Linked DNA regions of Mus musculus: all the other regions are linked to region 1. The links are chromatin loops, found by intact Hi-C in ENCODE. Cell type or tissue: heart. All regions are shown on one strand. Region 1 holds the start of Fundc1 (FUN14 domain containing 1). Region 2 holds the start of Gm39497 (a long non-coding RNA gene). Region 3 overlaps Ndp (Norrie disease (pseudoglioma) (human)).

Region 1 (8,000 bases):
CTGCACACCTTTAATGACAGAAATAACAAAAGATGAGAACAATCATTGATGTACTAAATTTCGTCTACATTTTATTGCTTTCCTAATAAAAGCTTAATGTGTTTCAATTTCTTTTGATAGTCTCCTTTGCCCACTCAGAAATATTCAGTGTTTTCCTTCAGTCATACAGGGTGGTTAAAATGCAAACTCTAAAATGTCTTAGGATTTGCTGTGAAATGAGGAAAAGGTGAGAAGAGGGAGACTTAAAAGGAAAATCAAAAGAGCAGCTATTGAAAACAATCAGGAGTACGTGGGTTCATTATACTCCTGCATTTGTGTAAGCTAAAATTTCCCACAGTAGTCACTTGTTTGGTTTGCTTAATGCGGTCAGGGTGTTTCATAACACCTGGACAACACTCACTCTATCCAAACCAGCTCCAATGCAGTTAGTTTCAAATGCATCAACATCTTTGTGTTATTAATTTCCTGCCTATGAAAAACTTTCCTGCCCCTTGTGTTATTCCACTTAGATGATTACACTGCCCATATTTCTCACACCTTCCTTATCTAGTATTAATTTTCTGTATTGTTTTGTCTCATCTAACTTTGTAATGTCAGCCTATACCTCCTGAGCATACTCATGGTCCCTTCACTATTCTACAAAAGTATCGCAGATTTCTAATCCTAGTCTTGTGCCCTGAATTGGTCTTCCCACCAAATTAGTGTCCTTCATGAGACTGTACTTGGAAATCAGGTCACTGTTTATGTAATTAAGCAAGATGAGGTCATACTGGAGCACAGTAGCCCTTAATTCAATAGAAGTCATGTCACAGGGACACACACGCAGCCCAAACAGCTGCTACTGAGGCCCCAATTTCTAACTGATGGTAGTATCCCCCATTTGCCAGGTCATATTCATCTCAGACTCCCATCCTTATCTTCAAATACCCCATCTAGAAAACATTACCTGTTTTCTCCTTCCTATTTTTATTATTAATTTTTTATGTAGTGTGTGTGTCTAAACATTCACACATGGCCAAGCACAATGTACATGAATTGGTTCTCTCCACCATGTGGTACCTGTGGATAAAACTCAGGTCACCAAGCTTGGCATCAAGCCTACTTGCTGAGCTATCTTGCCAGCCCTCCTTTCCACTCTTAGGGGCATCGTTACCTTTGGAATGTAATGTTGGGATTCCATAGCTCTGCTTCTGGATCACACTCTAAAAGCAGATTCAGTATTCAAGGCCTCCAGGTCTCCTAGCAACCACCTTTTCTCATACTAGTTTTCATTTCTTATTACCAAAAACTTATGGCTAAATCCAATCTCCTTAGGCTATTCATGTCTTGAGCTGGTCGGTCTCAAGTGTTAAGTTAGGTTTATGCCTATATTAACTGTTCCTCTTTTATGCCACAATATCACATCAATGTTATATCCTAAAAAGATTTCAAATGTTTTCTACTCTGAATCTAAACTACAGTTCAAATCATTCCAACAAATCACCTATGTAGCTGGCAATATCACTTAGAGTTAGAATGCTTGCAAGGTCCTGAATTTGTGCCCACATAAAACAAAAACAAAAACAAGCCACCTGAATATAAGTGTCCTATTACACAGACCAGGTCATAGAGAGAGTTGAGCAGGTCAAAGCACTTGCTACCAAGTCTAAAGAGCCCAGTTTGATCCCCAAAACTCACATGGTAAAGATCAAACTCCTACTAGCTGTCCTCTGACCTCCACATATATACTGGGACACATCTGTGCCCCCCACACAAATAGATGGATGTAAAAAACAAATACCCACAAACTATTACATAGCTCCTGGGTTGAATACTTGTCTGATACTGACAATCCAAATGTATTACTACTGTTGTTGTTGTTATTATTATCAAGAATATGGTTCTTATACAGGAGTCAGTAAGGAAGAACAAAGAAAAAAGCAAGTAGTGAGGTCTTCATTAAACCCCAGGTTGAATGCTACAGCTACACAAGCTGTGTACCAGTCACTACTAACTTCTGCTCTGCCATTAGGGTTTTCAGGAAGACCTGGCAGTTATGGGCCTTCTTAGCAGGTTAGGTCTGTAAGAAGAAAATGTGCAACGATCTGGCTTTCCGCCATGATTCTCACTAACCAATCACCTCTGGCACCAAATTATAAATGCATTTAAGGGGGCAGAGTTGTAATCATCCTACAGTGAATCATCTAATTGACCGAGGCCCTGAGCAGAAATTTCCCTTCTAACTGTATGATTTTTCAATAAAGCAGTATTAATACTGTGCCTGTGCTCCATGGAATCTTCACCATAATTGTTCTTTGTTTGTTTTAAATTATGAAATGGCATTTACAAGAAGGCATGGGGCATCATTATTCCGAGGTTCATGGAAAACACACATGAATAAATGTCATTTTCCCATGCCAAGAGGAAGTATGTAAATATTTTAATTAGCACAAGATGAATTTACCTTAAATGTAAAGAAAAAAAATGCTTACAACTTAATCACTGTCACTTCAAAAAAAAAAGAGTCATCAACATATTTCAAAATACTGAACTGTTTCTGCCCCTTTTTATCTGGTTAATATTTTATTCCAAAAATAATAGAATTAAAATACATGGTAACAACAATGTAAATATGTGCTTACATGAGCTGTTGCTTGATTAATGGTTATTAGCCACTCCTTATTGTACTCCAAATTATTGCATAATAAGTAATCATTGCATTAATTCTAAAGCAAAGGCAATCTTCTCAGATCTTCTTCAAAGCACTATCATAATCAGAACCAGTACACAAAAAATGTAGAATCTGATGCATCATTGTGAATAATTTTTACAGACCATTAATGCTTCTATGTACAGAGCTGAGAATCTTAGAGGCTAGTTCTGCAATGGGAGTTCTCATGTTTTTTCCAGTTATTGGCACTGAATAGCAAGTAACAACTTACTTATAATTAACTTGCTTAAGTTGAAAATTTGTTAATGAATTAAAGGAAGTGTAAAGGGTGGAAGTGGAACTATGGTGGGCCTTTGACAGAGGGAAATCATCAAAATCCAACCAGGACTATCTGAAGGCTGATACAACCAATAAGATCCGGGAAAAGCCCCAAAGTTGTGTTCTTCTGGAATTTAAAAGTGGGGAGCCACTGAAGATTTATGGAGGCTGTGCCATTTACAAAAGGACAAGAGCCAGGTTCCCACTAAAATTTAATGAAAAGAATGTTCTCACCAGCCAGTCACGCCACCCATTACAATCTGAGTAGCTACTGAGTATTTTTCTACCATAGGTCCGGAACTGTGGCCAAATACTCGATTCCACCAGTGGTGTCTTCTTGCATATTCAGTTAAATCCAACACTTCGTATGATTCGTCATCGCTTTCATAGTCTTTAAAAATACAAAATGGAAAAAAAAAACATTCATTCTACAGTCTGAAACGTCTCACAAGCTGTTTTCATAAAACCTGTGGGCCAACACACTGTCATGTCTGGTCTACAACTAAAAAGGCCCAGATGTAAACGAAGGAGCGTGATTAACTCGATCTGGGAGACTAGGGCCTCAAGCATAAAGGGCCTAGCAACAGCATCGGCATTTCCTTTCCCAAGGCTTAGGGACACGCAGCCAGAGGCCAGTTGAATTACAAAGCAGTGGGCGGTCACCCGCACAATGAGAATAAGGTCAGGGCAGGGTACATTTCCATCTGTGGGAAAAGGGGGCGAGGGGATGATCCTTCCATGAAAGGAAAAGTCAGGAACCTAGCAAGAGGAAATCAGAGCAGGACTAAAACGCAACCAACCATGGAAATCAACCCGCCAACCCTCCTAATTTTGCAAGATGGAGAAGGGCTCGAGGTGGGGGCAGGGCAGGGCAGGGTCTAGCCTTGGTTAGGTGTAGGTGAGCATGCTAAATTCCGCAGAGAGGGAAAGGAGACCTCTGGTTCAAAGGGGCTCTCGCAAAGGGGCTGTACAGCGACAGAGCCCCAGAAACACTGGAGGAGGGAAAGGGAGAAACACCATAGCAATAAAAGGTCGAGTGCTGTGGGCAGCGTCCCAGAGACTACTTCGGGCCCTGGCTGCTCACCTTGGGGAGGGGGGTTCCGGGATGCCATGATACCGCCAGCGGCCAGTTGGGGGTGGTCCCTGCCCGCCTCTCCCCACCACTTTAAAGGACGCTCTAGGCCGAGTTGGAAGTCTATGGTCTCTCTTTTTTCCTCAGCCTCCTCCTCGCCCCGCCCACACAGTCGCGTCACCGCCACTCTTCCCTGTACACGACCTCCAACAATTTGTGCGCAGCCGCAAGGCTTGGGACTTGTGATGGAATAGCTGAGTCCCCGCCCTCCTATTGCTTATGGGAAATGTAGTCCGTGCTCTTTTCCACTGTAGCCTGGGCATTACCCCAACCTGCTCTAAGTTTCTAAGAGTTTTTTGTTGTTTTGTCTTATTTTTGTTTTTGCTTTTTGGTTTTTTTGTTTGTTTGTTTTTTACGCTAAAGGAATGGAGGGAGGAGCGGCTAAGGGTAATAGAACAAGATAATCAGTTTAGTGTTGGCAGACTGTTCTTAACAAGTCTTTAGTCAGGATGCTTCAACGAAGCTGTCTTTCTGATTAGGTGTTCTTTTTTCAGGCCCTATCTTTGGCCTTTAGTTCTTTCAAGAATTCTGTTGGCTTTAACAGAAATTTCAGGCCCACTTCTTGCTTGATGTCTAATAACCCAGTCATTCTCCAGTAAGAACCCAATTAAACTAGCTCAGCAATAAACTCCCTTGATGTCTCCTCTTGGTAGGACTCTACACTTCGACCCCCTCAGATTATGCACTATAAATCTCCAGCTTTTTGTTGTTGTTGTTGTATCCCAAATTAAAATAGACCCACTATCTATTTTAACAAGTGTCAGGGCAAATATTTTAAAGGTTTTTTTTTTTAATGAAAAAAAATTTTAATTAGATATTTTCTTTATTTACATTTAAAATGTTATCCCCTTTCCTGGTTTCCCCTCTGAAAACCCTCCTCCCCCTATCACTTCCCCACTCCTCCAGCTCACCAACCCACCCACTCCTGCTGCCTGGCTCTGGCATTCCCCTATGCTGGGGCATAGAGCCTTCACAGGACCAATGGCCTCTCCTCCCATTGATGACTGACAAAGCCACCCTCTACTACATATGCAGCTGGAGCCATGGTCCCTCCATGTGTTTTCTTTGGTTGGTGGTTTAGTCCCTGGGTATCCTGGGAATAGCGGTTGGTTCATATTGTTGTTCCTCCTATGGGGCTGCAAATGCCTTCAGCTCCTTGGGTCCTTTCTCTTGTTCCTCCATTGGGGACCCTGTGCTCAGTCCAATGAATGGCTGTGAGCATTCACTTCTGTATTTGCCAGGCACTGGCAGAGCCTCTCAGGAGACAGCTATAACAGGCTCCTGTCAGCAAGCACTTGTTGGCATCCAGAAAAGTGTCTGGGTTTGGCGACTGTATATGGGATGGATCCCCAGGTCACATTTTTCTCAAACTGCTGAGGGCTCTAGTTTTTTTAGTGCCCTGTTAGTCGAGCAGACTTTTGCTTGTATTTTTGGTTGGTTGGTTATTTTTAGACAACATCTCACATAACCTAAGATTCTCTGGAACTCCCTATGTAGAGCACGCTGGCCTCAAACTTACACAGACCTACTTCCCTCTGCCTCTCCAGTATTAGGATTGTTTGTTTGTAAACATGGTCACACTATGTAGCCCAGGCTGGCCTCTGATGCTGGATTCCTCTGTCTCACTCTGCCCAGTGCTGTGATTACCGACATTCACCACAAAGCTGTGATTTTAAGAATTGTTATTATTTGAATGTGAAATAGGGATAAAGTCTGTTTTTTTACCACAAATTTCCATGGATTCTGTAGAATATAAAAACATGTTGGATACCAAAGAACTAACCCAAGTTCACATAAATCAGCACCAAACTTATTTTAAATATGCATTCTAGCCCTTCCGGTCTGCGGCAGCTCCATCACCTTGGGCTCGAACTCCGAAGACAGTCCCACAGTCCCCAAAGGACTCTCCACACGATCTTAGGATCACTGGTGAGTGGAAGACAACATCAGTTCCAAACCAATCTTGATGGGCCTGTGCCAGCAGCAGGGGCGCAGGAAACCCACTTGACCAGGGGCTCAAGTCCCTTCTGGTCAGTGCCAGCTCCAAGCCACCTTGGGCACGAACTCAACAGATCGTCCCACAGTCCACAGAGAACTCTCCACGCTACAGGCACCCTAGCACACCCAGGATCTTAGGATCACTGGTGAGTGGACACAACATCTGTTCCAAACCAATTGTGACAGGCCTGTGGCAGCAGGAGCAAGGACATGTGAGCCCTGCCTGACGAGCTGCTCAGGTTCCTTTTAATCAGTGCTGATATACCTTGGTTTCGAACACACCAGACAGCCCCATGGTCCCCAGAGGAGACACTACTTCCAGACGCTGTAACATGCCCAGGATCTTAGGATTCCAGGATACTAGGATACCAGGATACCAGGATAGCAGCAGCTTGCTCACTTCAGAACCTCGGGGTCTCAGAGGAAGCTTGACTGCCAAGAACTCTGACACAGCCAGAATCTCAGGTTAACAGGAGCCCGGAATCATAGAATCACAGAGAAACCTGGACACTGGGGAGTACTGAATCAATCCGGATTATAGAAAGGACAGGCTCCAATCAGATATATTGAGGGCAGCAAGCACTTGAGATAATCAGATGGCAGGAGGCAATCATACGAACAGAAGCAACAGAAACCAAGGTTACTTGGCAACATCAGAACCAAACTCTCCCACAATAGCAAGTCCTGGATACACCATCACATCAGAAAAGCAAGATATGGATCTAAAGTCACTTCTCATGATGATGATGGAGGACTTTAAGAAGGAAATAAATAACTCCCTTAAAGAAATACAGGAAAACACAGGTAAACAGCTAGAAGCACTTAAGTAGGAAACACAAAAATCCCTTAAAGAGTTACAGGAAAACACTACCAAACAGGTAAAAGAATTGAAAAACAAAAACATCCAGGATCTAAAAATAGAAGTAGAAGCAATAAAGAAATCACAAAGGGAGACAACTCTGGAGATAGAAATCCTAGGAGAGAAATCAGAAACCATAGATCCGAGCATCAGCAACAGAATACAAGAGATGGAAGAGAGAATCTCAGGTGCAGAAGATTCCATAGAAAACATGGACACAACAATCAAAGAAAATGCAAAATGCAAAAAGATCCTACCTAGCTCAAAACATCCAGGAAATCCAGAACACAATGAGAAGACCAAACCTAAGGATAATAGGTATAGATGAGAATGAAGACTTTCAACTTAAAGTGCCAGTAAATATATTCAACAAAATTATAGAAGAAAACTTCCCTAACCTAAAGAAAGAGATGCCCATGAACATAGAAGAAGCCTGCAGAACTCCAAATAGACTGGACCAGAAAAGAAATCACTACCAACATGTAATAATCAGAACAACAAATGCACTAAATAAGGATACAATATTAAAAGCAGTAAGGTAAAAAGGCCAAGTAACATATGGAGGCAGACCTATCAGAATTACACCAGACTTCTCACCAGAGACTATGAAAGTCAGAAGATCCTGGACAGATGTTATACAGACCCTAAGAGAACACAAATGCCAGCTCAGGGTACTATACCCAGCAAAAATCTCAATTACCATAGATGGAGAAACAAAGGTATTCCATGACAAAACCAAATTCACACAATATCTTTCCATAAATCCAGCCCTTCAAAGGATAATAAAGGGAAAACACCAACACAAAGATGGAAACTAGATCCTAGAAGAGGCAAGAAAGTAATCCTTCAACAAACCTAAAAGAATATAGCCACAGAACAGAATCCCAAATCTAACAACAAAAATAACAGGAAGTAACAGTTACTTTCCCTTAATATCTCTTAAAATCAACGGATTCAATTCCCCAATAAAAAGACATAGACTAACAGACTGGCTATATAATAATAAACAGGACCCAACATTTTGCTGCACAAAGGAAACCTAC
Region 2 (8,000 bases), 53 kb before region 1:
GGGCTTTTGAGTATTCATTGCAACATTATTTCAATGTTCCTGTGTATTTAAAAATGTTCACAATAAAATTATGGGAAAGGAAGAATTCATGCATATTTAACTCTCACAGCTAGGACATCAAGAGGTTCAATTCACTTAATTATCTTAGAGAAAAAAACTGCAGGAAGAGAACTTGTCAGTCCTGACAGGGATATTCTTTTTCCTCCAAAATTGTACTATTACATCTAATTAATCTAATCACATGAAAAAAAAAGCCACCTAGTAGTCACAGAGCAATTCAAAATACTGAACACGAGCCAGAGTTAAAAGAGGATTCAGAGTCATTAATTGTCCTGTTTTGTAGCTGATGAAGCTAAGTCCTGGAGAGATCGTGCCCTGTATTTATACAGAGCTGCTTTGCACAGTAATCTTTTTCTGTTTTCCAATTTCAGAGATTCTATCATTATCTTGACACTTTATTAATTAAAAATAACCATTAGAAACTATTTTCCCCCTAGGAGGTTCACCATCAAATATTCCAGTTAAATTACATACATCACCTCCTGGGAAACATTTCTGACCCTTAATTATGGTGACTGTTTCTTTGAAGCATTTCATTAGGACATAGTTGGGCCAGTGTTTACTGAAACTATTGAATGTTAGAAACTGTGTGTATACTACCCATTCTATAGGCAGTAGAAATTTCAGACATTTATACTAACATGAAATAGTGATGGTGCTATCATTGTCATTCTGAGAATTTTACAGATAACTCCATGACTACATTTTGAGTTTAGTGTCTTGCAAATGTGTAAAGGAACATGCTCAAAAGCATTTGTCATCATAGAAATGAGAGTTAAAATTTACAATGTAATTCTACTGTACTTCTATAGAGTGTCTAAAATGTACATCTGATCACTCAAGTTGGCTATTTTGCAACACAAATGGAACTGCCATGTCCTGCTCACAGGGACAAAGTGTGGCCGAGTCATGTTGGAAAGCATATTGACAGCTGCTCTTGGAGGTAAAATTATGAACATAACCTAGCGATTCTGCTTCTAGATTCTTAGCCATGATAAATGACAATAAATATCCATAGTATCCATGTACTCTCTTTGTACAGTCTTATATCTTCCCTTCTTCTAACACTTTTACAACCCTCCAGAAAGCTTGCGACTCAAGTGTCATTTTCCTGAAGTTATGTGGAATATTTCCATAAGATCCTAAATTAAAATGTTTGCAAATGACACTAATGAGGGGGTAGAGAATTGTATATTAGAGTGTTGTGTTTTATAGAAAGGAAAGAAAGAGCCAGGATATGTTTGATAGAGGCACGGTTTGGTGAGGTGGAAGGGGGTATCTCTGTGGGCCCATGCTGAGGCATCCCCCTGAGGGACCAGTTATACAGTACATATAGTGCAGAATAGACTTTATTTAGGACATGAGAAGGGGAGCTGAGGATGGCATAAAGATAGAGAAAGGCAAAGAGAGGGAGGAGGAGAGACTGGCCAGGAACATGTGAAAAGAGATGAGGGAGGGGAATGGGGAGAGAAGGGACAGAGAGGGTAAGAGAGCAAGAGAATAGGAGAGTAAGAGAGAGATGAGGGGTGTGGGGAGCGGGTGTGGCGGTAGTCCCAAGATGGCACCCGGGACTGCAGCCAAGTCTTATGACTTGCACCTGACTTCCTCATACACCCGAAAATAAGCCACATCCATCATGAGAGCTGCGCTGGCGCACCATGAAGCAAGATCAGGCCATTTGACAAAGGCCAATGAACTGAGACTATGCGGACTGAGCTGATGGGGCGTGGTTGAGGGGTTATATAAGAGATTGTGATTGGGGGCTAGAGAGAGATTCCTGCTTGCATGTTGAAAGGTTCCTGAATAAACTGCTTTGAGAAGAACACTGTGTTGTTGCTTTTTTCTGCTGGTCGGAGACAGAAGCGACAGAGGGGGGCAAACAGCCTTTTGGACATGGGGCCTAGGTGGCAGAGGTGAAATGAAGAGCCACCTTGGAAAGTAATTTCTAAGATTCAACTTCAAAGTAAATGTGGTCCAAAGAGGCTCTATCTGAAGCTGGCAGAAGAACTTGGTGTTACTTAAGTGGTACTAATATTACAGTCATGCAAATACATGTAGTATGAGGCCATGGAGGCTTGCATCAAAGTTCCAGAAAGCCACTGAGACCAGACAATGTATGTTAGGGTCATGGAGCTATGCAGTGTGTGATGTAAAAAGCCTAACTCGCCATGAAAACTCCAGGCGTGTTGGACATGCCAGGAATGTGGAACATCTGCCGAGGAAAGACAAGCTGTCAAAAGAAAGAAGACGTGTGTGTTCCGTGCCTGTTGACTTTGAATGATTCTATGAGTCCTTGATGTTGGATATAGAGCTATAGGCTTTGGTGTAAGGTTTCAGTCTTGATTTAATGTTTTCTTTCTTTACTAAGTCCCCACTTCTCCCTTTTGGAATAAGAATTCTCCCTTTTGGAATAAGAATTTTAACTCTGTTCCAATGTATATAACTTGTTATGTTTTTCTACTTTTTCAGGGGTTTACAGATGAAAGATGTTCTTAAGTCTCAGAAGATATTTAAGATTCTACACTTTTTAGCAATGTGGATGCTGTTAAGAATGTGGGGACTTTTTAAGATAGACTGAATACATTTTGAATTATGGGATGGACGAGAAGTTATGGAAGTCGGACAGAATGTTGTGGTTTGAACATTAAGTGTCACTCACAACCTCATGTGTTTGATCATTCAGTCTTCAGCTGTTGGCAATAATGAGAGAGGTTGTTGAACCTTTTGGGTTTATGGCCTGGGTGAAAAACAGTATGGCTCTGGAGCTGACTTCAATACTCTTTTTCTGCTTCCTTGTTGGTGTATTTAACAAGCTGCTATGCATGCTTCTGCCTCCATATCTTTCCCACCAAAATGGATTACACCCACCCTCTCAAAATAAACCTTTGTTGTCTGAAGTTGTTTGGCCATCTATTTAGGCAGTGATAAGAAAAACTACAGTATAGAAACTATGTATATTAGTACCTCTTTGTATATGTTTTTGTCCTTTTTAAAGTTACATTCCTCAAAGGTTGTAATTTATAACCAGAGTTAAAGGTTAAGCAAATTTTAAAACTTAGAGTTTAAAAACTAAATAAAGCATATGAATTTGAAGACTTGTTTATATTATCTTAATTTCCTTTTGTCAATGAAACTATAAAATGGTTTATAAAGTATATCGTAAGCATGCTGATGAAGTCAAACTCAAAAGTCACATGCACTTTGCTCTTAATCAAACATGGTCCAATTGTTTTAAATAACTGAATTTGAGATGTATTTTAGAAAGTGTCTTATCTTTATGGGCAGTTTTCCCTGATATTGTTCTTCAGTTGTGTGGAAGTTCTTGTATCTCAGCCAATGAGAAATGTGAAGCCAGTAATGGGTTAAAGGGCTTCTTCCCCTTTCCAGGTTCCTGTAAGTTTGCCTGCCTTTCTAGCTAGTCTTACAATGAAGGACAGAGGAAGTGCAAAATGGTTTACATGTGTCTTGTGCTACCTCATAACATTTTTTGGTGTTTACTAAGTCCTCTAAATTTAGTGTATCTGCTACTTACCTATAACACAAAGCCATCATAAATCAGTTTGACAAACCATCACAGCAAAATAAAATAGAGAGAAATATTTCACTGTTCTGCATCTTTAGCAATTTCATTTAACTATTTCCTAAACAAATCAAAAGCATTTCTAGTGATATAGAAGTCCAAGGGATTCATGCTAATTCCCAATGCTCCCTAATGCTTACATTATTTATATCTTTCTAGTTTCAAACCCTGCTTTATACCTTTTGTTTTATGATATGAATATTTTAATAAGTTGTGACCAGTAATTCAAATCATCTCCCTACATCTGTGCTGCTTTACAATGAACAAATTTGCTTAGACTTACAAAAAACCAGAATGTTCTGTTTCAATTCTGAATTCTCTGACACATTACAAATATTTGAAAATCCCTAATTTGAGAAATCTCTGTTTCATGGATGCCACTTGTCTTTAACCTTTCCTTTTCTTTGTTTCTATTTTACATCAAAACGCTAAACAGGTCAAGGCACATGTCAAGAATCAACAATGTTTAATCATGCTTAATAAAGCGAAAAAACCTCAGTTAAGGATTGAGATAAATAGAACACTTATTCAATCAAATAAAAGCATACTAAATATGGACCTGTGAGATCGTGCAGCTTTCTGTCAAGCCTGATGACCTGAGTTTGATCCCCAGGACCCATAGAGTGGTAGGGGAGAAGTGATTCTCACAAGTTGCCCTCTGACCTGCATGCGAATCCATCATACTAGGGCACACACACACATTCTTCTCTCTCTCTCTCTCTCTCAAAAGAATTACAAAACAATTGTATAGGGAATTGTTATGAAATATGCAGTGGCAGCAGGGTTAAGGTGGTACTTGGTGGGCCTGTGCTAAGGTAACCCCCCCCCCCCCCCGAGAAATCATGTCATGCGACAGACCTGGTATTAAAGGAGGTTTATTTGGAGGAAGGGAGGGGAGTGGGGATCAGGAAAGTTAGTAGAGCCATACAGAGCCACGAAGGCACAGAAGGTAGGGATAGAGAAGGACAGAGAGAGAAAGGCCATCCAGGGACACTTGGACACAGAGAGAGAAAGAGAGAAAGTGAGAGTGAGAGTGAGAGAGAGAGAGAGAGTTAGAGAGAGAGAAAGTGAAAGAGAGTGAGAAAGAAAGTAGAGAGGGGAACTGGGGTAGCAAGCAGTCCCTTTATGCTGCCAGGCCATCTGCATCTGGCAGTATTGCAGGTGATGATGTAAGCTGTTATGTCCCTGTTGCTAGGTCCCTGGAAGGAGCCCAGTCCAGCTCAATCACCTGCAAGCCAAAAGGGACACTGTTATGCAATAAAAGGAAATGAAAGTTTGATAGAAACTGTGACTGGATGAACCTTGAATGAAAACATTATGCTCAATGAAATCATCCAAATACAAAATGACAAATATATGGTTCTATTTCTATGAGATAACCTGGAATAGACAAATCCATTCAAGCAGAAAACAGAATAGAAGTCATCAAAGGCTGGAGAAAGAAGTGTGATATTGAACAATATATATTCAATTTCCTTCTTTCTGTTTCCTAGTGTACACTTTCTAAAAATCCTTTAAATTTACAGTGATGAAATATCATTTGTATGCTTATAGCATGAAAAAAGATGAAAAATGCTAGAAGCTTGGGACTTTTAGCCTTTGTCTCCAGGGAGGGAAGAGAAGCTGAATACTCAGTTGATTTCTGATAGCCAGTATTATAATTAATCATGCCTATACAGTGGCACATCCATTAAAAACAAGCAAACAATAATGGGGTTTTGAGAAGGTTCTGAATAGTGGAGGTTTTGGAGGGCTATGCATCCTTGGCCCCATACCTTGCTCCCTGTTCATATGCATCTTGTTCAGAGCAGCTCTATAAAATTAATAGAACCTGTGTAGGGGATCCTAAAGACCCCAACTCACAGCCTCACAACTTGCCTGCCCTGTTGTTTTACCTAAATACAATTGTCTTCCAACTTCTGAGCCCATTCTTAATTTTTTTCTAACCAGACTAACCTCTGAGAGAGGACCCTAATTTCTGGTAACAAAAGGTACTCCAAAGAATGGAAATAAGACAGAGAGCTGGAAAAGGTCTGAGGCTCAAAAGTTGTGGGCCACTAGTGTTGACTCTTTATAGATCACTTACATAGCATCCACCTTTCCCCACATTTCTAAAGCGTGGGATTTTCTCAAACAGGCTGTTTTGCTACACCAAGCATGGCTGGGGGATTTCCAGTCTTCCCCAGCTACTGTTTTCTTTGATATGTTAATCTTAATGCCTCTTTCTACACTTGCAGCTCTCCAACCACAACTACCTTCTGTGGTTCTTTATGAGGCTTTGTCTGGTCCCTCTCCCCACCCCCCCCACCCCCCCCGCAAGAAATTCCTTTACCCAAAGGCTGACATTTAGACAAAAGCCAGCATTCCCTCTGGGGCTTGAAGAAAGTTCATACTTGAAAAAAGAGTGGGGGGAAGGGGTAGTTAGTCTCAGTATCTCTAACAAAAGAAGCATAGCGCTTCCACTAACAGATGATTGTGGTGCCTATTAGCCTGTGAAGGTCAATGCAAGCCTCTAGGTTCCCTCAGTTCCTGCTCACAAACCCCACTAGGCTCATGGGCCCCACCCCAGCTTAGGTGCTCCCTGTCTCATGGTCCCATATAACTCTGAAATTTTTTCCTTTGTGGCTTCTCCCTGCTTTCCTGGGAGACAGCCTTGGCAGTTTGAAATAAACTTTTCCCTGTTCCTTGACTGAGTGGCTATTTTGGCTTCTTTAATGTGTCCATTTTTCATTCTGCATCACCCTGAAATGAGAACTCCATTTTTAAAATATAAAAGATTTTTCAAAAAATCAATAATGACCAGAATATCCAGTAATAGGCCTTCTTACTTACGGAAATTGGGCATGATAAAAGTGGGATCCTGATATAGTGGAGAAAAGAAGGTCTTGTAAATAAACAGTAGTGACTTGTTAGCCATACAGAAAAAGACAAAATGGGACCTCACATATTCCAAATGGGAAATTTAAGAAATTCTAGAAAATCATAAATGAATTCTTCTATTGTCATTTACAAAAAGCCTTCCTCATTAGAACTCAAAAATCAGAAACAAAGAGAAAAATTTTGCTAAATTTGATTATAAAGTTGAAAAGAAACAATACATGCTACCAAATAAATCCTAGAAACACCAAGGAAAATAACAAAGTGGCAAACTGGGAAAAGGCAATTATAATTTGCATCCCAGATAAAGGTTTAATTCCTTTAAGTATTTGTTTAAAGGTAGAAAAGGCCATCTACTCCATAGAAAATGGAAAAGAGAAATTAACACACATTTCAAGAAAAAGAAATGCAAACAGTCCCTGAGCATATAAAAGATGCTCAAGCTGTTGGTAATGAAAAAGATGCAAATTAAAGTTACACTAAAACAATTTTTCACCTATCAGATTGGAAAAACTAAAGTCTAATAATAGACTGACTAGAGCCTCTCATGCAGTGTTGAATAGAACTGTTAAAATAGACTTTCTGGCCTCATCCCAAACATACTCAGAATTTCATCATCGTACAAACCCTCCATCAGAAGGGAATATAGCCTTTATTCTGCGTTTGTTGATTCCAGTTTTTAATTACATTATAATTGTTGCATTTTATTAAATGTTTTCTTTTTCTGTATCACTCAGTGTAATATGGGCTCCCCCCTTTATTCTGTTAACTTAAAGGTAGTTTTAGAACAAGAGCCCTCTCTGCCTCCCACAGCTTTAACAGGACAGGCTCAGCCAAGAATCCCAACATGCCAATTACAAGATGGGTAACAGTGAAAATTAGAAATTTATTGACTATGAACACATGTTGAAGAGGAACAGATAAAGGGTACTACTGTCCAAAAGTTCATCTTTGGGGTGTTGACATAATATTCATTCTAGGAAAAAAAGAGGAGAAAAAGGCCAGAGGTGCTCAAAACTAATGGACTGAGACAGCATAAAGAGACAGAAGGAAATAAAAGAGATTAAAGCTTTGTTGGGTTTCAGACCTGGGGCAAGCGGCTGAGATGCCTGTTTAACATGCCAAAAGAAACCTGATGGCAAAGGTGTTGTGTGAAGGAATATGTCTGGTGGATGTGCAGTCAGGTATGGGGGAAGGGGGTGCCTTCACAGGCCCATGCTGAGGCATCCCTTCCACCGAGGAACCAGCCACAGGATGGTATAGTATAGAATAGAGTTTATTCTAGGCATGGAGATGGGGGTTAATAAGGGAGTAGAGACAGAGAAAGGGAGAGAGAGAGAAAGAGAGAGAGAGAGAGAGAAGACGAGTAGAGGCCAGCCATGAGCACTAGAGAGAGAGGGAGCAGGAGATTGAGGGAAGGGAGAACAGGAGGAAGGGGACAGAGGACAGAGCAAGGACAAGAGAGCCAGAGAGAGAGAGGAAG
Region 3 (8,000 bases), 680 kb before region 1:
CAATTTTGCTATAAATTCTGTATTCCTAATGACCATCATTTTTTTATGAGCATTTGGGACAGCAACAGTAGATAGCATGGGCATCCTAAGAGCTCCTTCACAATTTCTCTGAGAATTTTCATAACCTTTATCGCCTCAACCAATTTTCTTCTTTTCTCACCAGCTGCTGTTTCATCTCACTCATAACAGTATGCCTCACTCCAACCTCTTGCTGCTCCTTAGAACCTGGCTCAACCCCTTGTCTGTGACCACCATCATCTCTTATTTTCATAGACTTGGGCTTCAAACACCCATAAAGCCAGTTTGCCAAGCCAGGTTCTTGAAAACCCTTGTCTAGTGGAGGTCAGAACTCATCCCTGCACATCCTCTACTCACCTAGTGACAGAAGGCAGTCTGTAGAGTCTGTTCTTGTTTGATCCTCCCTCTTAGCACCCTGCACAGTGGCTTACATTTACTTTTCTCTTCTGCTCGCCCCCACCCCTCCCACATCCAACAGAGCCATATGGGGCTCACTTTTCTAATCCTTTAAGGCTGCAGGGATCCCAACAGTTATTGAAGTCTTAATAGTGACTGAAATAGAAAAGTGGGTTGAAACACCTGTCTAGCTTACAACTTCATCATCAGGGTTACAATAGCATTTATTACATGTCTAGTATATGGCAGAAACTGTGCTAGCTGCTTTACAGATATCACCACTATGGCCATACATGCCCATGACCTTGGGCAAACAGCTTCTTTTTCAGGGGAGGAAACTGAAACACCAAACAACAACTTGGTTTTCCAGAAATCACCCATTTGGAAAGCTGTGAAGTGAGAATTGGAGACAGGATCTCAGCTACCTTCAAGCCTGGAATGCCTTAGTTCCTTCAACTTTCCCCAGACAGACAATTTCCTCCAACTGCAGATCTTCAGAAGATTTGCTTCATAGTTTTTACTCGGAATTGTATGAAAATGTAGTTTATTGGGAAGAGAGGGAATGAGCTTGCCAATCCTAGCCTCCCTTGGACTTAACATCATACGATATCAATGACTAACAAAAGCCCCAAATATAATCTAAATAGTGGCTATCCTGTCTTTCTTGATGGGTCAGTCTTGCCTGAGTATTATTAGTTCCTTACTGAATTGCTAGGAGGAGGGTGACAGAACGTAAAACTGGCCAAATGCAAGTTCATGGCCATAAAATACAGAAAGTCCCATTAAAAGTGCCCAGAAAATCTTTATCCATTATTTCTATTTTTCTAGAAAACATTTATAGAATATGAATGACTACTATAGATAGCTACGTCTGGATTCTATACAATAGTTTCTGTGTTCTTTATACATTCTTTCAATACGAGGAATCAGGCAGTGGAAAAACAAAGCCTCCAAGCATAACATTGCCCTTCTCAGAGCATCAGGAACCCTAATCTGTCTTTTCTTGTGGATTGTGAGTTTCCATCATTGTAGCATGAGGATGACAACACCTACATGGCCAATGTGTCGGTAATGATTACAATATATGGTGTAAAGTGACTGACACTGATTAGGTGTTGGGGCCAGTGTGCTTCATTCCCTGGGCCACGTGTGCCTTTCATGTAGTCAGGAGGCCAGACCCACTTGACAAATCTATGTCAAGAATATTAACTGATAGGGGAAGGGATGGTCATATGTCCAGAAAATAATGTTCTTGCTTATGATATTGAGGAAAAAATATTGGTAAATCTATAAAATTTGCCCTGACCTCTTCCTTCTGGACATAGGCTAACATTTCTCTCCCAATCTCTAAAGGAAAACAGGATCATCAGAGAGACTACCATTCTGAGTCTGGAAAAGTTAAGAACTATAGAATATTTCCAAATGGAAATAATTTTCTTCCTGAATACATACAGAAAATTTAATCCAGAAAGAGTCTGGTAGCTGAAGCTGTGCCAGACACATCTTTTTTTTTTTTGTGGCCAAGGAAGGAAGGTTAATAATTACAAGCAGCATTTACATAAAACCATTGCTACATTTGGGGTCATTTTGGATGTCTGAAAACAAATTGTTCCCATGAAATTAGAAACATTTCTTCTATCATCACAATCTTTGCCCTGTTATTTACTGTAGTGCTCTGGAAGAAGCAAAGGTGAATAACAATTGACTAAAATTCATTTCTAAAAGTCATGCTCAAACCTCATGACATTTAGTTAAGGACATTTCTTCCTTGACTCTTTCCCTCTGAGGTTAACATGCTAAGGTGGTCTTCCATCATTTTGTCCTATCTTCCCAGATTTTTTTTTAATTTATTTGGTTCTGGGTTTGGAACCTAGAACCTCACACATACTAGGCAAGTGCTCTCCACTTTCAATTTTTTATTTATTCTACTATTTTCTATAACCCTGCCTTTCATCACAATGGTGCTTTCTTTAAATTTGAATTCCCCCATCTCTGTCTGTCTGTCTGTCTGTCTATGTCTGTTTCTGTGTCTGTTTCCGTGTCCATGTATGTGTCTGTGTCCGTGTCTGTCTGTCTGTCTGTCGCTTTCTCTAAAGAAACATGATTATGAAGCACAGTTCAACAAAGGAAGAAATCATACATGAATTAAATACTAGATATCAGTGCTGTGGCATCTGCTTCTGAAGCAACATCTAAACAATTGTGGTTATAAAGATGCTTCTCTTATCTTTGTTGCTGTTGTTGTTGCAGTTGTTATTAGTGCTTTCTATGCTTCTGTGGTGCTAAAATAAACCTAAGCAAGATTGTCCCACTCCTACCCCTTGGTGGCTACTCCAGCTCAATTTCTCCATTTTCAAGAAGGAATTTCATCAGAATTTATCCTTGTCTAATGATTTCTCTTTGGTTTTGTCCCTCAACTATAAGTAAGATCCAGGACATTTTCTTGAAGGAAAAAAAAAAAAACTCCATTTCTTTTCCCATAGTCCTAGGTCTTATTAGAACAATGGTGAAATTGATTTAACTGAATTTTTGAAGCGTTCAAACTAAAGATCTTCCTTGGGCTACAACCACAGACATTATAGAAAATGTAAAAGCAGGCATGCTTTGAAATGGAGAGTGGAGAGATTGATTCCTATGACCTTAATTCTAGTGGTTGATAGAATTTTGTAAAATTCTTAACTATATTGCTAATTTTAAAAAGGTTTGACATATGAGAATGTTTAAATGGTTTTTGTTGTTTTAGTCTCAGGACTAAAGTGGAAATTGTTTGAGGTTGAACTAAACAAAGTCTTATTTACTGTGTGGACAAATTTAAGACATGTGACTGGGGCAATGATGGTCATGAGAACTCTCATTTAGGACCCATTCCATCTTCCATTGTGCCTCCCTTCTGGGTGGTCTATGTGGTAGCCACCCTTGGTGGTCCGTTAGTATGTTATTACTTTGCACACCTCTTCACAGTACCAAGTCACAGATGACCTGTGCAAGAAACACTCCACCCACTGCCAGTAAGTAGGAACTGCTAAACAAGATAAAATGAGAAGCGATCAAATTGCCATCTTTAGTTGTGAAGTCATTTTTAACATCAGTGTGACACAGGGAGGAAGGTTTAGACCACCCAGATGGTTCTGGGGTAGTTCAGAAAACTGTGTGAACAGCCTCCAAGAATATGCTCCATTGTCCAATCATACTCCACAAATTCCCCATTCTTTTTGTTGTTGATGGAAGTAAAGGGAATTATGACAATTGAAAGGCTCTGTGTCTTCTTCTTTTTGCATATGTGGTGTGTGCATGTTCCTGCACATGTGCACATGGTGCACAGATTGTGGAGGTCAGAGGTTGGTTAAGGATTTGGTTCTCTATTGCTCCCTTACTTTTTAAGACAGTCTCTTACTGAACTTGGAGCTCACTATTGGAGTCACTTGGGCTAGACTGACTAGTGAGCATGTTCCCATGGGTTCTCTTGTCTCTGCTTTCTTGGTCTTGGGATTAGAGATGTGTACCACCATGCCAGGGATCTAAACTGAGGTTTTCAATTTCCCAACTTTTCCTATTCCCAGCCCCTATTTTTCTTTATTAAAAAGGAACACTATCACTCATGAATTTCCCAACCAGTGGTGTAAGACACACCCACAACAGAATAAGCTCACACATGTTCCATTACAGACACAGAAGTGGAAAGCATAGTGAGAAAATTCTAAAGAAATATTCCCTTGTAAGTTCTGCAGGCCAGTCATAGAGCTCCAGTTTGGGCTCTGGTCGTAGCTCTCCATCCCCTGACAAGGAACTATGACTGCTCTTGTATTAATGAGGGAGAAGGGTATCCTCCAAAGGCTTTGGAGTGACCTTGATCTTACCTTTGAGCTACATTTGTACAGTGGGTGACTGATAGAATCGACATAATGGTGTCTCATGCAGCGTTGAGAGTCCATCAGAAATGAACTGTCTGTTTTGCTGTCTGTATCTCCCATTATGGCCAGCAGGGAGAGCATAGAAATGGATGCAGCTAGTACATGATTTCTCATTGTTGTAAAGGGAAACTCCTCCAGAAAAACAGCAGAGGGAGACAGAGGACAATAGATTGGAAATGCTGCCACCTCCTAGGATCCAGTCCCTTTCAAGGCCAGAGCAGGATAGGGCTGCCGCTTTCTGGTTGTCATTGTCCTTTGTATGCAGGAATTTCTCTTGCTTCTTTCACTTGCAACCGATCACAGCAGTATGTGCTGCACAGCTGGAATGAAATCAGAAATGATTTTACCCAGAAATATATACCAAGAAATATGGATGCAATACAAGAGATATGAAGTCAAACATTTCCATGCCATTTGGGGTGACGAATATTGGTTTCTGGAGCCTTACTGGCTTATGCTTTCATCCATTTCATGTCCCCTGACCTTTGTGTTTATGCTACATATTTATGACCATTTAGAAATGGACATGATGGTTGAGTGGAAACATATGTTCACTTTAATTGCTTGAGTCCCTGTGCCTAGGAGCAAGAATAGTTTGAGCCCATGGACAAGATTAAATATGTGGTTCTGGCCAGAGGATAACTAAATTGGGTGGTCTCATCTTTGTCCTTGGTTTGTGGGGCAGGAGGGTTTATTCAGATTCTCTCAAAGCTTTTCTATCAGCATCAGCTTCCAGAGCAAGAGAGAAGGCAGGTCAGTTCTAATGAACACAGTCCATGGCCTGAGGGAGCACATTTTCCATTCTATACCCACCCACCTCATTTTCCACTTCTGTGCTCTAGGACTCATCCTGTTTTTGTTTTAAGCCCTTGCCACCCAACATCAGTGACTAATTGCATCTTAAACTCGAATTATGATCACTGGCCTCCAGCGTTGCTAAGGCAGTGCATGAGTTTTTCCCAAGAGTCACACATTTCTACAAAATCTTTGTAGCTGAAGCCCACACTGTAATTTGAAAATGTGTTCATTGGAGAAGAGACATCGTTAAAGTGATATTGTGTTGGACTCATTTTTCTAAAATTTGCTTTGTCCTTTAAACATACCTCCTGGTCAAAGGACCTGAGTTTAGGAATCTACTAAAATTACCTCACTGATGCTTTTCATTATACCAGAAAACACATAATATTAAAAAATATTTTCAAACATTTGGGGAAATTGAGAGAACCTAATGGTACATCCCAAACCAACAGAATAGAGTAATTAAAGAAAACATTTCAAAGAAATTCAGATCAAAGCTTGATTGTTTTGTTTATAGTACAAGTTTTTCTTTAACTTCCTATCATGAGCAGTCTGAATAAACAGGGTAAAGTATTGCTGTGATCAAGATAAGAAGTTCAAGGTGGTATAAGCCAATTCATTTTGCTGTAATAGTGTCTGGCTTCAGACTAACTTAGTTGCAATAAGCCAGCTTGCACGTGTAGAGTGGGCCATTCTGAGTGGGAAAGGGTGTGGCAATAGAATCAGCTCAGAGTGGAGCATCTCTGGCAATATCAAAGGCTGAGAGTCTGTGTCTCTGGGAAGTCCTATAAATTGCAGGAAGGGCAGGGACCAATAGTGAGAGGACCCACATGGACTAAGTCACAACCATTAATCAGTTGTGGCATCTTTCATGGATCACTTAAATTCTTCCAGTCCATTTCCTCACCTATAGGATAAAAGAATTGACAGCAATGGCATCTGCTGTCCCCCCTCTTCCAAAATGGCAGCATTGAATAGCAATGGATTTGGCTACTACCATCTCCATCTCGATATCCAGCAGGTAATTTATAAGACTAGAAGAGTCCTTTCACAGGTAGCCTTGCACCACTTTCCTTTATGTACATGCTCATATTGACCTCTCCTTAAAATGGATCAAGCATGTACCCAAGTATCCCAATGAGGAAAAGCTGCAGAAGAACCTTTTTTCTTACTGAAGGTTGATTTTTTTTCATAAAATGTATTATTATACAGTCTCCCTTCCCCAATTTCTCCAAGATCCTACCCACCTCCTCACCCACCCAAAACACCTTTTCTTGCTCTTTCTCATTAGAAAACAAACGAGTATCTTAAAACTAATAATGATAAAATAAAAACAAACAAACCAGAATAAGATAAAACAAACAAATGGGGGGGGGAGAGTCACAGAAAAAGCACAAGAAACACATATAGATGGAGAAACATACACATTTGCAAAACTACAAACTTGGAAACAAGCCATAATGGCTAAAAACCATGCTCAAATAAATCTTTGTGAGACAAAACAAACTCCAAAAATACCGTTCAATTCATTTTCAATTGGCCATCTATTGCTGGGAATGGGCCCTGTGTTAAGTGTGGTGTGTATACCTAGTGAGACTGTTGGAGAAAACTAATTTTTCATTTGACAGAGGTTATCAATTAGAAATAGTTTCTGAGCTGAAGATGTGAGCTTTTGTTTACTTCACATCTTACCATGGAACACCAGGAGACCTTCTGTGCTGGGGTTATAGACATGAGCTTTGATATAGGTGTTGGGGGTCTAAACTTACAGGGGTCCCCATGTTTGAGCAGCAGCTATGTTACTGACTGAACCTTATATCCTGAGTCCTGTGAACTGCTTTGTAGTTTTGACATGAAACATTGTTCTCACAACTAGTTATAAAAGACAAAAGGTGGCTGGAGAGGCGGTTCAGTGGTTACCAACACTGCCCTTCCAGAGGACCCAGGTTCCATTCCTAGCACCCACATGGAGGCTCAGTTACCTTCTGTAACTCCAGTTTCAGTACATCTGATACCCTCTTCTGACCTCCCTGGGCACCAAGCACACAGTGGTGCCCAGACATACAAGTAGACCAAATATCCATATACATAAAAGAAAAAAATAGAAAAAATTTCTAGTGACAGAAAAATGACAAAGAACATACTGCTTTATTACTACTATTAAGATGTTTGCTTCCATTACACTCATATGAGTCATGATATTTTTCTTCATTTTTTTCTATTAACACTGAAATAACAATACAAGCAATGATAAGACTCAAAATTCATCAAACCTTTAAAACACAAAGGTGAGCTTTTTACAATGTAACACTAGGATTTGTTTTAGTAGTAGTAGTAGTTGTTGTTTAGATTTATTTATTTTTATGCAAAGTGTATGCTTGGTGCTAGAGAAGATCAGTCATCAAATGGCTTAGAAATGAAGTTGTTTATGATTATGAAGCACAATGTAGGTTCTGCTAATGGAATGAATCTAGGTCCTCTGCAAGGCCAATGAGTGTTCTCAATCACTGAGACATCTCTCCAGCCAAGCAATGGTTTGTTTATTTGTTTGTTTGTTTTTTTGAGACAGACTCTCACTAAGTAGACAACTTGAAATCCCAAGGCATGCTGGAATTACAGGCCTGCACCACAACAGTTAGCAACAGCTGAGATTCGTGTTGCATTTTGGTTTTGCTTTAACTATACAAATTGAATGAACCAGCACTGCTGTGCTGAAGATGAGTTTGTAAAAACAAAGATTAAGAAAGGAGGACCACTGAGTCAAACTGTAGTGTATATAAACCAGTATCTGCACTGTGAGCAGGGATGTACAAGGGGGGATTAAGGAATTAAGAAAATTCACATCACCACTGGATTCCTTGCTTTCTGCCAGGCTAG

Evidence for each region. Hi-C counts contacts between places; a loop is a spot of excess contacts. Peaks named below come from ENCODE experiments on the same cell type or tissue, not always from the same donor. Only the 100,000 strongest peaks of a DNase experiment are listed, where the experiment ranks them.
Region 2: it touches region 1 in a loop (2.1-fold over the local background); 4 of 42 quality-filtered maps call a loop at or near these places.
Region 3: it touches region 1 in a loop (5-fold over the local background); 4 of 42 quality-filtered maps call a loop at or near these places.

Annotation. Positions count from the first base shown.
Region 1 is chrX:17,568,101-17,576,100 of GRCm38, forward strand. It overlaps Fundc1 (FUN14 domain containing 1), which reads right to left and starts at 4,225. Exons shown (of 5, transcript NM_028058.4): 1 at 4,053-4,225; 2 at 3,203-3,359; 3 at 1-8. The coding sequence starts at 4,080. In heart, a CTCF peak has its summit at 4,076 (motif pointing right); DNase peaks (open chromatin) are centred at 3,621 and 4,221; H3K4me3 peaks cover 1,281 bases; H3K27ac peaks cover 1,219 bases.
Region 2 is chrX:17,515,468-17,523,467 of GRCm38, forward strand. It overlaps Gm39497 (a long non-coding RNA gene), which reads right to left and starts at 1,523. Exons shown (of 3, transcript XR_878072.1): 1 at 1-1,523. It also overlaps a transcript of Fundc1 not described here. In heart, no CTCF peak of the experiment used is centred here; a DNase peak (open chromatin) is centred at 4,794.
Region 3 is chrX:16,890,137-16,898,136 of GRCm38, forward strand. It overlaps Ndp (Norrie disease (pseudoglioma) (human)), which reads right to left. Exons shown (of 3, transcript NM_010883.3): 2 at 4,272-4,645. The coding sequence starts at 4,439. Among named protein-coding and RNA genes, the nearest start is that of Ndp, 18 kb to the right of the region's middle. In heart, a CTCF peak has its summit at 4,448 (motif pointing right); no DNase peak of the experiment used is centred here.